Linked DNA regions of Homo sapiens: region 1 is linked to region 2. The links are chromatin contacts, found by Hi-C or POLR2A ChIA-PET in ENCODE. All regions are on one chromosome and are shown on one strand. The core of a region is the stretch at or near the end of the contact, and the rest is flanking DNA. Distances in the headings are between cores, read along the strand shown. Region 1 overlaps SLC2A11 (solute carrier family 2 member 11). Region 2 overlaps SMARCB1 (SWI/SNF related BAF chromatin remodeling complex subunit B1).

What was found. A loop is a pair of places that touch in the nucleus more often than their neighbours do. ChIA-PET counts read pairs that join two places held with the same protein, here RNA polymerase II (POLR2A).
Region 1: a map of endothelial cell of hepatic sinusoid shows a loop between it and region 2 (6-fold over the local background). The contact joins two enhancer-like sites. A Hi-C loop is called at or near these places in 1 of 168 maps with a recorded cell type or tissue (endothelial cell of hepatic sinusoid). POLR2A ChIA-PET finds 5 or more read pairs at or near these places in 4 of 52 experiments (H1, Panc1, activated CD4-positive, alpha-beta T cell and 1 more).

The regions. Positions count from the first base shown.
Region 1 is chr22:23,874,984-23,880,780 of GRCh38, forward strand. It overlaps SLC2A11 (solute carrier family 2 member 11), which reads left to right. Exons shown (of 12, transcript NM_001024939.4): 4 at 134-258; 5 at 2,059-2,188; 6 at 2,738-2,886. It also overlaps the pseudogene RN7SL268P. Among named protein-coding and RNA genes, the nearest start is that of MIF, 17 kb to the right of the region's middle. Within about 2 kb of position 3,393, at least 3 of the 41 ENCODE cell types and tissues checked have a DNase peak (open chromatin) inside an H3K27ac peak, as active enhancers do.
Region 2 is chr22:23,812,191-23,817,925 of GRCh38, forward strand. SMARCB1 (SWI/SNF related BAF chromatin remodeling complex subunit B1) reads left to right here. Exons shown (of 9, transcript NM_003073.5): 6 at 4,580-4,746. Among named protein-coding and RNA genes, the nearest start is that of DERL3, 24 kb to the right of the region's middle. RefSeq lists enhancers at 3,740-4,241, 4,242-4,743. Within about 2 kb of position 4,126, at least 5 of the 41 ENCODE cell types and tissues checked have a DNase peak (open chromatin) inside an H3K27ac peak, as active enhancers do.

The DNA of each region.
Region 1 (5,797 bases), core at 2,143-4,642, 62 kb after region 2:
GTTAATGGCATACTACATACATTTGTGTGTGTGTCTAATTAAGGCTTGTTACAGTTGCAAAGAGTGGTCCCCAGGGATGGTCCCGCTGGACTGAATCACAGCCTCTCTTTCTGTGTGTTTCACTTCCCCCAAGGAAGAAGTCCCTCCTGGTGAATAACATCTTTGTGGTGTCAGCAGCAATCCTGTTTGGATTCAGCCGCAAAGCAGGCTCCTTTGAGATGATCATGCTGGGAAGACTGCTCGTGGGAGTCAATGCAGGTATGGGGTGGGGGCTTCTCATCCTGCCTCTCTATGCCTATTAATTAATAAATTCATTAATTCCTTTTATTTCATTTCTTCCTTCATTTCCTCCCTTTATTCATTCATTTATTTTTTATTTATGCCTACCTTTGTCACAAAAGGATGTAGTATAGTTTATCTTAAAGGGCTCATATAACTAGATATTTAAAGTAGGTACAGAACAATGGAAAAGTTGTGTAGGGGTGGGGGAATAAGCATCTCCAAACTTAACACTAATACAGGTCCCATGTTTGAGTAACACTCTAAGCCATGAGCTTCCTGGTAGCCAACGTGTAAAGGGATATAGGATGAGTTTTCTGATCTTCTCTCAGAAGCAGAATGGCCTGTTAGGTACTCCTCGATTTCTGGGGCTTTTCATGTGAGAGAGCAGAATTTTGAGCACATCCACCTGGGTTTTTAGGGGCTCCAACCAACAAGTCATCTCTTGACGCCCTACTGTTTATACAGCCCAGTGGTGATGTTATCTATATGATGCTATCTATATTAGTTATCTATTTGTGTGAAACAAATAACCCCAAAATTAAGTGACTTAAAATAATCAACATTTATAATCTCACAGTTTCTGTGGGCCAGGAACCCAGGAATGTCTTAGGTAGGTGGCTCTGGCTTGGGGTCTCTGACGGGGCTGTGCTCAAGCTGTCAGGGCTGCAGACATCAGAAGGGTTGGCTGGGGCTGGAGGATCCACTTCCAAGATGCTCCCTCACGTGCCATTGGCAGGAGGTCTCAGCTGCCCACTTTGGGGGGCTCTCCACAGAGCTGCTTGAGGATCTTCACAACATGGCAGCTGGCTTCTTCCAGAGTGATCTGAGGGGGTGAGGAGGGGAGGGAGAGAGAGGGAGACAGGGAGACAGAGAGAGGGCATGCACAAGGAGAAGTCCAGGTGCTTTTTATGTCCTAATTCCAGAGGTCATACACCATTATTCTGCTCATTAGAAGTGAGTTACTAAGAGTAGCCCACGATCCAGGGGAAAGGAACCAGGTCAGACTTTGTCTTCATGTCCCAAGTACCCATCAGAGAAGGAATCCCCAGCTAAATGTTTGTAGGAAGAGCAGGGGCACCTCCGAGACTCCTTGGCAATCAGCATAGCTGCCTTCCTTCCAGTTATCTTTGCCCAACTCGTAGATAGAGGGGCAGGACCTTGATGGGAGAACCCCTAGGTCAGGGAGGGCATACTGCATTCCCAGGGGCGTGACACCACAACACAGTGGCCTCTTAGCTTTTGCCATTTGTCACCCTCTGGGAGGGCGCTGGGGTGCTCTCCAGCTCTCTGTTTTCCTGAGGGCAGTGTAGGTGCCAGGGTCTTCCCTGGGGGAGCCAGGGTGAGGTGAGAGCAGCTGTAGTGATCAATGAAGGAATTGACATGAGTGCTGGGACAGCTGGTAGGCATCCAGGATGTGGTCCTACCTTCCTCCTCCCACCCCCCCGCACAGCCCCGTCAGAGTCCTTCACACTCGGGTCCCAGTGATGGGACCTAGGAAGAGCCCATGAACATGTGGTACTGTGGCCAGGGACCAGGATGGGAGCGGATCTGAGAAAGCCCTCCCTCAGAAGTTCTGAAGAGTAGAGTTGGGATCCTGTTGGCCCTTCATCAGGTGAAGCAGAACCCCTGAGTGTGGGGGGTGAGGGATCAGCCCTCAGTGCCAGGATCCAGTTGAGTGGCTGGACAGTGCTGAGTGGGGCAGGGGAGACAGGCTGGGTGTCGTGGAGTGGGGGTCCCAGCTGGTGGCTGACGTGCCTCTGCTGTGCACACGTCCAGGTGTGAGCATGAACATCCAGCCCATGTACCTGGGGGAGAGCGCCCCTAAGGAGCTCCGAGGAGCTGTGGCCATGAGCTCAGCCATCTTTACGGCTCTGGGGATCGTGATGGGACAGGTGGTCGGACTCAGGTAAGCACCCCTCCCCCACATGCATTGAGTATTTCGGAGATACCAGTAAAAGCGTTTCTTCACCTAAATGTCTCCCCTACCCACTAGTAGATTAAAGCATTATTGCTTTGCATGAAGGCATCGAATCCTCTATCCACATCTCTGCTGCCAATTCACGAAATGGGTATCAGTCAACACACTGCAATGTGAATCACCTTTTCCCATCCTCTCCAGGTCAGGGAGCAAAGAACAGGTCTTCACAGAGGAGAGGGTGAAGATTTGGGCTTTCAAAGACAAACGTGTTCCAGTCATTCCAGAAAAAAGAGGAGAAGGCAGAGCCTGGACCCTTGGGAAGAGGAGTTGCTAGGGATGAGGTGGGGCAGTGGCCCTGTCCTCTCTTGGTCCCAACCTGGGTGGGAGGGATCTTGATGTTCAGACCCAGACTTGGATAGGAAGAGGCACGGGGCAATTGCAGACTCCCTGCAGGGAGGTGTGTAGGTGGGCAGGAGAGCAGGGTGGTAGGACTCTGGCAAAGAGGCATCTGGCCTGGCCTCTCCTCTGCCTCCTTAGGGAGCTCCTAGGTGGCCCTCAGGCCTGGCCCCTGCTGCTGGCCAGCTGCCTGGTGCCCGGGGCGCTCCAGCTCGCCTCCCTGCCTCTGCTCCCTGAAAGCCCGCGCTACCTCCTCATTGACTGTGGAGACACCGAGGCCTGCCTGGCAGGTGAGTCTCTGTCCTTGGGCTCCCAGACTGCCCTTGACCAAGGGATGCATCTCCCCAGAGTATACGGGTCCCCATTTCATAGGTTTCATTTATCAAGGAAAAGCTATCCCTCTCTTTGTGCCTCAATTTCATGATCTGCCTATACCTGCCTTCAATCAGAACTCTATCAAGTGGTTGTCCTAACTGCCAGGCAGCAGAATGGATCAGACCTAGCCACTGTTACTCAAGAACTCCAGAGCGGTGCGGAGAAACACACGCGCACACACACGGTGAAACACCTGTGCAAGACCTCACCTACCCAGTGCCAACTGGGTGATGGTCATCTTATATCAGTTAACTTTGGCTACAGTAAGAATGCCTAAGGAACAATCGCAACATTTCTGCTTTAAAGCAACAATTATTTACTGCTTCTTTTATTCATGTACTTGCCTGGCTGGCTGCACAGCTCTGCTGATCTCAGCTGGGCTAGTTCACAGTGTGGGGCGGGGGAGGGGGGCAGTGGTGAGGTTCAGCTGCTGGTTGGCCGGTCTAGGCTGGTCTGGACTGGAGCCATTCAGCTTTGCTGCACTTTCTGTCCTCTCACTTTTGGTACCAACGAGTTAGCCTAGGAATAGCATGGTGATGGCAGAGAAACAAGAAAGCAAATCCAGTTGCATAAGCGCTTTCCAAACCTTTGGTTCCCTCGTGCCATTAACATTCCATTGGCCAAAGCGAGTCAGTCATACTGCCAAATCCCAAGTCAAGGGATGGGAAAATTGATGGCATATCCTCTCCCATCGCAAGGGCTGTGGATTTAAGGAGGGGTGAAGACCGGGGCCCATTAGTGTACTCTTCTCTGTCACCATGGCCGCAATTATTACTTATGTCTCTCCTCTGTGCAAAATGTGTTCAGTCCCATCCCAGGATCCCCCAAAGTCTCATCCAATCATGGCATCGGGCTTGAAGTCCCAGATCTTACGCCACATTAAGTCTATATGGGCCTTTTCTTGATCCAGAAACCTAGGATCTAGAAAGATGAGTCTTCTTCCCTTCCCACACTCAGCATGCAATGGTAAAAAGTAAGATGAGGTAACCAAAATTAATGCTCTCATTTCAAAAACGAGGAAGCAAGGCAGGCACAGTGCAGTCACTAATCTATAACAATTCTGAAGCGCCCCTAGGAAAATATGGCCATGTCCCCTGCCTTGGGGGTAGGGAGTATTCTTTGTTCAAGTTCCAGCTCTGTCCCCTACCCCCTATGAAGGGCACCCCAGGCCATGGTTCTTTTATTTTTTTTATTTTTTTTATCTTTTAGAGACAGGTTCTCGCTTGTCCAGGCTGGAGTGCTGTGGCTGTTCATAGGCATGACGCCATTGTTGATCAGCACGGAAGTTTTCTTCTTTTTTGTTCTTGTTTTTTTGGTTTTGTTTGGGACAGGGTCTCACTCTGTCGCCCAGGCTGGAGTGGTGTGATCTCAGCTCACTGCAACCTCCACCTCCCAGGCCCAATCAATTCTCCCACCTCAGCCTCCTGAGTAGCTGGGACTACTGGCCCGTGCCACCACGCTTGGCTAATTTTTTTTTATTATTGTATTTTTTGTAAAGATGGAGTTTCACCTCTTTGCCTGGGCAGGTCTCAAACTCCTGAGATCAAATGATCCTCCCCCCTTGGCCTCCCAAAGTGCGTGGATTATAGGCATGAGCCATTGTATCTGGCTAGCATGGGAGTTTTGAACTGTCCCATTTCCAACCTGGGCCAGTGCATTCCTCCTTAGGCAGCCTGGTGGTCCCTGCTCCTGGGATGTCACTATATTGATGCTGAACTTAGTGCAGACACCTGATCTGCCTAGCGTACTACAACCCAGAGCTCCTGGGCCCAGGCGATCCTCCTGTCTCAGCCTCCTGAGTAGCTGGGACTCTAGGCACACACCACTATGCGTGGCTCTCCATGCTTCTTGGGTCTACCCTCTGAGATGTTTTTCCTTTTCTTTCACCTTCCTTGATTCCTTCTGAAGAGGGCGTTGCACAATGTGCTGCTTTTGATGGTTGAGCAAATTTCTCAGCCTCCTTCCTGCCTATAGAGAGTTGGGGCAGGCTGGGCGCCAGCTCACGCCTGTAATCCCAGGGAGGCTGAGGCGGGCAGATCACGAGGTCAAGACATCAAGACCAGCCTGGCCAACATGGTGAAACCCCATCTCTACTAACAATACAAAAATTAGCTGGGTATGGTGGCACGTACCTGTAGTCCCAGCTACTAGGGAGGCTGAGGCAGGAGAATTGCTTGAACCCGAGAGGCGGAGGTTGCAGTGGCAGGAGAATTGCTTGAACCCGAGAGGCGGAGGTTGCAGTGAGCCAAGATTGTGCCAGTGCACACTGCACTCCAGCCTGGTGACAGAGTGAGACTCCATCTCAAAAAAAAAAAAAAAAAAAAGAAAAGAAAAGAAAACAAAGTTGGGGCACAGAAGTCTTTATATTTCAAATTGTCCTGGTCTTTTTTTTGTCCAAACTGGCAGAGCTTTTGCCAATACAACTTTCTCAAAAATGATGTGAATTTTCTATGTATTCGAGGTTTTTTCATGTGTCAACAAACCACGCTCACAATTATTTTTGAGACAGGCTTCTCTCCCAAGGCCTAATTGCTGGTATTTAGGGTATGTCAGGCTACCGTGAATCAACGCCCTCAAGCCTCCTAAATGCCCCCTTTTCTAGTTGTGAGGGTCTGTGAGGCACTGCTTTAAGCTATACCCTTGATTTGATCTTTACTATGAGTCCATGGCTTCCTGGCAGTGCTCTGGATTTGATCTTTGCTCACAGGCTGTTACTTAATTTGGGATTCTTTTGCTAGCTGGAGAGGATAGAGGCGAGAAAACATTTTTTGTTGTTGTTTTCAACTAACCCAGTGTTTCTGAAATATGCTACGTTTAATTAAATTT
Region 2 (5,735 bases), core at 2,876-5,375:
CTTACCTGTAATCCCAGCTCTTTGGGAGGCTGAGGTGGGAGGATTACTTGAGGCCAGGAGTTCAAGACCAGCCTGGGCTACATAGCAGGATCCAATCTCTAATTAAATTTTAATATAAAACATTATTTTAAAAAAGGAAAACAATTCTCCCCCCCAAAAAAATCTCTGGGCCCATATGATTTCACTGGAGAATTCTGTCTATCAAATGTTGACGAATGAGTTAACACCAATTCTACACAATCTCTTCCAGAAAATGGAAGAGGAGAACGCACTTCCTGATCAATTTTATAAAGCTCGTATTACCTAGATACCAAACCTAAAGACAGTACCAAAAAAAGAAAAATACAGACCAATATCCTTTATGACTAAAGATGCAAAATCCTTAGCAAAATATTGCGAAATAGAATTCAGCAATATATAGAAATAATTATATACTGTGACCAAGTGGGATTTATTGCAGGGATGGAAGGCTGGGTCAATATTTGAAGCTCAATCAATGTAATCCACCATATTAACACACTAATGAAGAAAAATCACAGGATCAGATCAGTTGATACAGAAAAAGCATTTTGTAGAACTCAACACCTGATGATAAAAATGCTCAGAAAAATAATAGCAGGAAACTTCCTCCATTTAGTAAAGAGCATCTATTTAGTACAAAAAGTCCTGTTGCTATTTTTTTTTTTTTTTTTTAGACGGAGTATTGCTCTGTTGTCTAGGCTGGAGTGCAGTGGCATGATCTCAGCTCACTGCAAACTCTGCCTCCTGGATTCACACCATTCTCCTGCCTCAGCCTCCCTGATAGCTGGGACTACAGGTGCCCTGCCACCACACCCAGCTAACTTTTTGTATTTTTAGTAGAGACGGGGTTTCACAGTGTTAGCCAGGAATGTCTCGAACTCCTGACCATGTGATCCACCCGCCTCGGCCTCCCAAAGTGCTGGGATTACAGGCGTGAGCCACAGAGCCTGGCCTTCTGTTGCTAGCATTTAATAGTGAAAGGTTGCATGCTTTCTGCCAGAGACCAGGAACAAGCCAAATATGTCTGCTGTCACTATTCTTATTCAACATAGTGTTGGAAGTTCTAGCTAATCCAGTAAGCTGAGAAAAGGAAATAAAAGACGTGTAGATTGGAAAGGAAGAAATAAAATCCTATTTGCAGATGACATGATTGTCCGTGTAGAAAATCCCAAGGGATCTACAGAAAACTTGGAGAACTAATAACTGAATTCCCCAGGGTCACAAGATACAAGGGATACAAGGTAAACATGCAGAAATCCATTTTATTTCTATATGCCATTAATGAGTACCTAGACACAAATTAAAAATACATTACCATTTATCATCACTCAATAAAAAAAGGAATACTTAGGTATAAATCCAACAAAACATTTACAGGACTTATATACCAAAAACTATAAAACACTGACGAAAGTAATGAAGGAAGACCTAAATAAGTAGACATATCATATTCATGGATTAAAAGACTCAAGATGATGTCAGTTTTCCCCAAATTGATATACAGATTTAATGCAATTTCTGTGAAAATCCCAGCAAGATTTTTTTTGTAGATAAGATGGTTCTAAGATTTATATGGAAAGGCAAAGAAACTAAAATAGCTAAAGCAATTTATTTATTATTATTATTATTTTTTTTTGAGATGGAGTTTTGCTCTTTTGCCCAGGCTGGAGTGCAGTGGCATGATCTCTGCTCACTGTAACCTCCACCTTCCGGTTTCAAGCGTTTCTCCTGCCTTAGTCTCCCGAGTAGGTGGGATTACAGGTGCCCGCCACCATGCCTGGCTAATTTTTGTATTTTTAGTAGAGACAGGGTATTACCATGTTGGCCAGGTTGGTCTCAAACTCCTGAGCTCAGGCAGTCCGCCTGTCTCAGCCTCCCAAAGTGCTGGGATTACAGGCATGAGCCACCACACCCGGCCAGCAATTTTGAAAAACAGTAAAGTGGGAGTAATCATTCTACCCAATCTCAAGGCTTACTATATAGCTACGATAATCAAGGCTGTGTGGTATTGGTGGAGTGACATACCGTGATGGAACAGAATTGAGAATCCAGAAACAGACCCACACAAACGTGCCCTCCTGATTTTTACAAAGATGCAAATGTGATTCAATGGAGGAAAGACAGCTCATTCAACAAAATGGCACTGGAGCAATTAGACAATCATAGGCAAGTAGGCTGGCACAGTGGCTTACGTCTGTAATCCTAGCACTTCGGGAGGCTGAGGTGGGCAGATCACCTGAGATCACGAGTTCGAGACCAGCCTGACCAAGATGGAGAAACCTCGTCTCTACTAAAAATACACAATTAGCTGGGCGTGGTGGCGCATGCCTGTAACCCCAGCTACTCGGGCGGGTGAGGCAGGAGAATCGCTTGAACCTGGAAGGCAGAGGTTGCTGTGAGCCGAGATCACGCTGTTGCAATCCATCCTGGGCAACAAGAGTGAAACTCTGTCCCAAAAAAGCAACAACAACAAAAAAGGCTGGGCACAGTGGCTCACGCCTGTAATCCCAGCACTTTGGGAGGCTGAGGTGGGCGGATCACCTGAGGTCAGGAGTTTGAGACCAGCTTGACCAACGTGGAGAAACCTCGTCTCTACTAAAAATACAAAATTAGCCGGGCATGGTGGCGCATGCCTGTAATTCCAGCTACTTGGGAGGCTGAGTCAGGAGAATTGCTTGAACCCAGGAGGCCGAGGTTGCTGTGAGCCAAGATCACGCCGTTGCGCTCCAGCCTGGGCAACAAGAGCAAAACTCCGTCTCAAAAAAAAAAAAAAAAGGCAAAAGACAGGAAGAGAAATTTCACTAAAGAAGTTATATAGGTGGCAAATAAACATTGAAAAGCTTTTCCACATTGTTAGCCTTAGGGAAATGCAGATTAAAATTACACTGTTATTCCACATCTTTAAAAAGTGGTGACAGCATCAGATGCTGGCGAGGATGTGGAGGAACTGGGTCACTCACAAGCTGCTGATGGGAATGTAAAGTGGCTGGAAAACTGCCCTAGAAAACAGTGTGGCAATTTCTGTTAAAAACTAAACATGCGGCCAGGCGTGGTGGCTCACACCTGTAATCCCAGCACTTTGGGAGGCCGAGGCGGGCGGATCACGAGGTCAGGAGATCGAGACCATCCTGGTTAACATGGTGAAACCCTGTCTCTTCTAAAAATACAAAAAATTAGCTGGGCGTGGTGGTGGCTGCTTGTAGTCCCAGCTACTCGGGAGGCTGAAGCAGGAGAATGGCGTGAACCCGGGAGGCGGAGCTTGCAGTGAGCCGATATAGCGCCACTGCACTCCATCCTGGGCGACAGAGCGAGACTCCGTCTCAAAACAAACAAAAAACTAAACATGCAACCAGTGTACCTTGAGCATTTATCCTGGAGAAATGAAGACATGTTTATACAATAGCCTACACGTGGATGTTCATAGCAGCTTTATTTATAATAGCGGGAAACTGGAAATGATCTAGATAGCCTTCAGTGAGTGAATAGTTAAAGTGAGGCCCCTTCGTACCACAGAATGTCACTTGGCAGTAAAAGGAAGTGACAATCTGGATGAATCACTGGATACAGATACAGTCCTCTATCTTGTCTTTTTTGGAGGAAACTGGGCGCAGTGTGCATGGAATTTCTCTGTGTTGTTTCTTGCATCTGTACATGAATCTACAATTACTTAAAAATTTTAAAATGCTCTGGGCAGTGTATTCACTGGGTGTTTACCCCGTGCACCTGAGGTTCCTGCTGTTGCTGCCCCGCAGGCTGTTAGGATGCTGGTCTCCAGCGTGTCTTTAGGGCAGGGAGGAGATAGTGGGGCTGTGGTCTGTTAGGCCGACCTGCTTCTTGATGATGGAATCCTACTGTCTGCTCTGAGGCAATTTTTCTTGGCTTTTTCAGCTTATTCCTGCAAGGCGTCTTGTCAGTACGGTCTGGGTGGAGCAGGGAGAGAATGTTGACTGAGAGGACCTTGCTGAGGTCTGGCTGGCCACAGATGGTCCCTGTGAGCTCCCATCTGGTACAATTCCTTTTCCAGGATCCGGGATCTGTAGGGACCTCCACGCTTGTGACCTTGTTGAGGCCCTGCTGCTGCTACTGCAGTCACAGGCCTGGAAATCGCTGTGGCTTGGCACAGTGTGTTTTGCTCACATGAGGCCTGGTATTGGGCCAGCCTCTGTGCCATCACGTCTGCCACCAGTTCAGCACAGAGGGGAGTAGAGAGATGGCACGCAAGCTTTGATGTGCCTTTGCTGGCCTCGCCTGGATCATCTCATTAGTTGGGATAATCTCATGCGCCCACCCAGCTATGAGTGGAATGAGGGAAGTGTTTATGGCCATGACCACCCCCAGGGCATGGAGCAGGAGGTCTGTGCAGGATGAGGGCTGGGGGCCTGCTAGTCATGTGCTTCCTCCTTCCACTCCCAGTTTCCAGGAAGGCCACCCCCAGTGCCCTGGTTGTCCTCTCCTGCATCCGGAGATGTTTGGCTTCAAAGAAGAAGGGGTGAGGGAGGCCGGTCCATGCCCAAGCATGGTGCAATCTCTTGGCATCCCTTCCCTCTCCTGATTTCAGAGAAGTTGATGACGCCTGAGATGTTTTCAGAAATCCTCTGTGACGATCTGGATTTGAACCCGCTGACGTTTGTGCCAGCCATCGCCTCTGCCATCAGACAGCAGATCGAGTCCTACCCCACGGACAGCATCCTGGAGGACCAGTCAGACCAGCGCGTCATCATCAAGGTAGGTGACTTCTCACCCAGCACTGGAGCCTTCCTGGCCCTCAGGGTGGGTGTCATCATGGAGCACTGAGGGTACACCAAGGCCTCAGCAGAAGCCCGTCTTTGGGTTCCATATCATCTGGAAAGTCATAACACCTGGCTTTGCTCCCTGCAATCCCCCAGGAAGGGCATAGGCTGAGTTCTCATAGTAAAGTGTTATATTCCGGACACATTCAGGGGGTGTCTCTGAGGCACTGCCAGGCTCTGAGCAAAGCCCGGAGGTCTAGAGGAGGTGAAGGCAGCTGATTGGCTGGGCCAGGCTGAGTGCTCCAGGGGGGCCTAGTAACCCAATAAGATGCTGCCTTAGTGGCCATATTACAGGTGAAGAGGTGGGCACGTGGAGAGCTGAGATCACCTGCGGAAGTTGCAAACTGGCCAGTTGAGAAATGGTGAGGCTGGCGATTGGGCGCAGGCCTGCACCCTGCAGAGCCTATAGCATAATCCTTGCTGTGCTGAGCCGCCACTGCCAGACTATGCCTTGAGGGTGAGGGGAGCTTTGAAAATAGGAAGATATGAGAAGTAGGTGAAATTGGCACATGTGATGACCCTAAAAAGGTCAGTGGTTTGGTTAGATCTGATGCTGTGCCTTTGGCTTCCATTTTAGGAAAACATTGATGTATAAAAATAAGAGCCATGTTACAAAGGGTTCCTGAAAATAGTCTTTGGGGTCGAGGAGCCTCGGGAGGGATGCCTCCTGTGACTGAGGGATGCCTCTGCCCCGTGCACCAGATGGAGCCTGGGCCGACTTCTTCCCACTGTGGTTCTCCGTGGCACTTTACTAAGATTTTGGAAAATAACGTGGGGGAATCACCAGCAACTTCCTCTGTGGTCCCCCAAGTAACAAACAACTAAATATCTTATTTAGTTAGTCAAGACAGTCTCACTGTGTCGCCCAGGCTGGAGTGCAGTGGCTCGATCTTGACTCATTGCAACCTCCACCTCCCGGGTTCA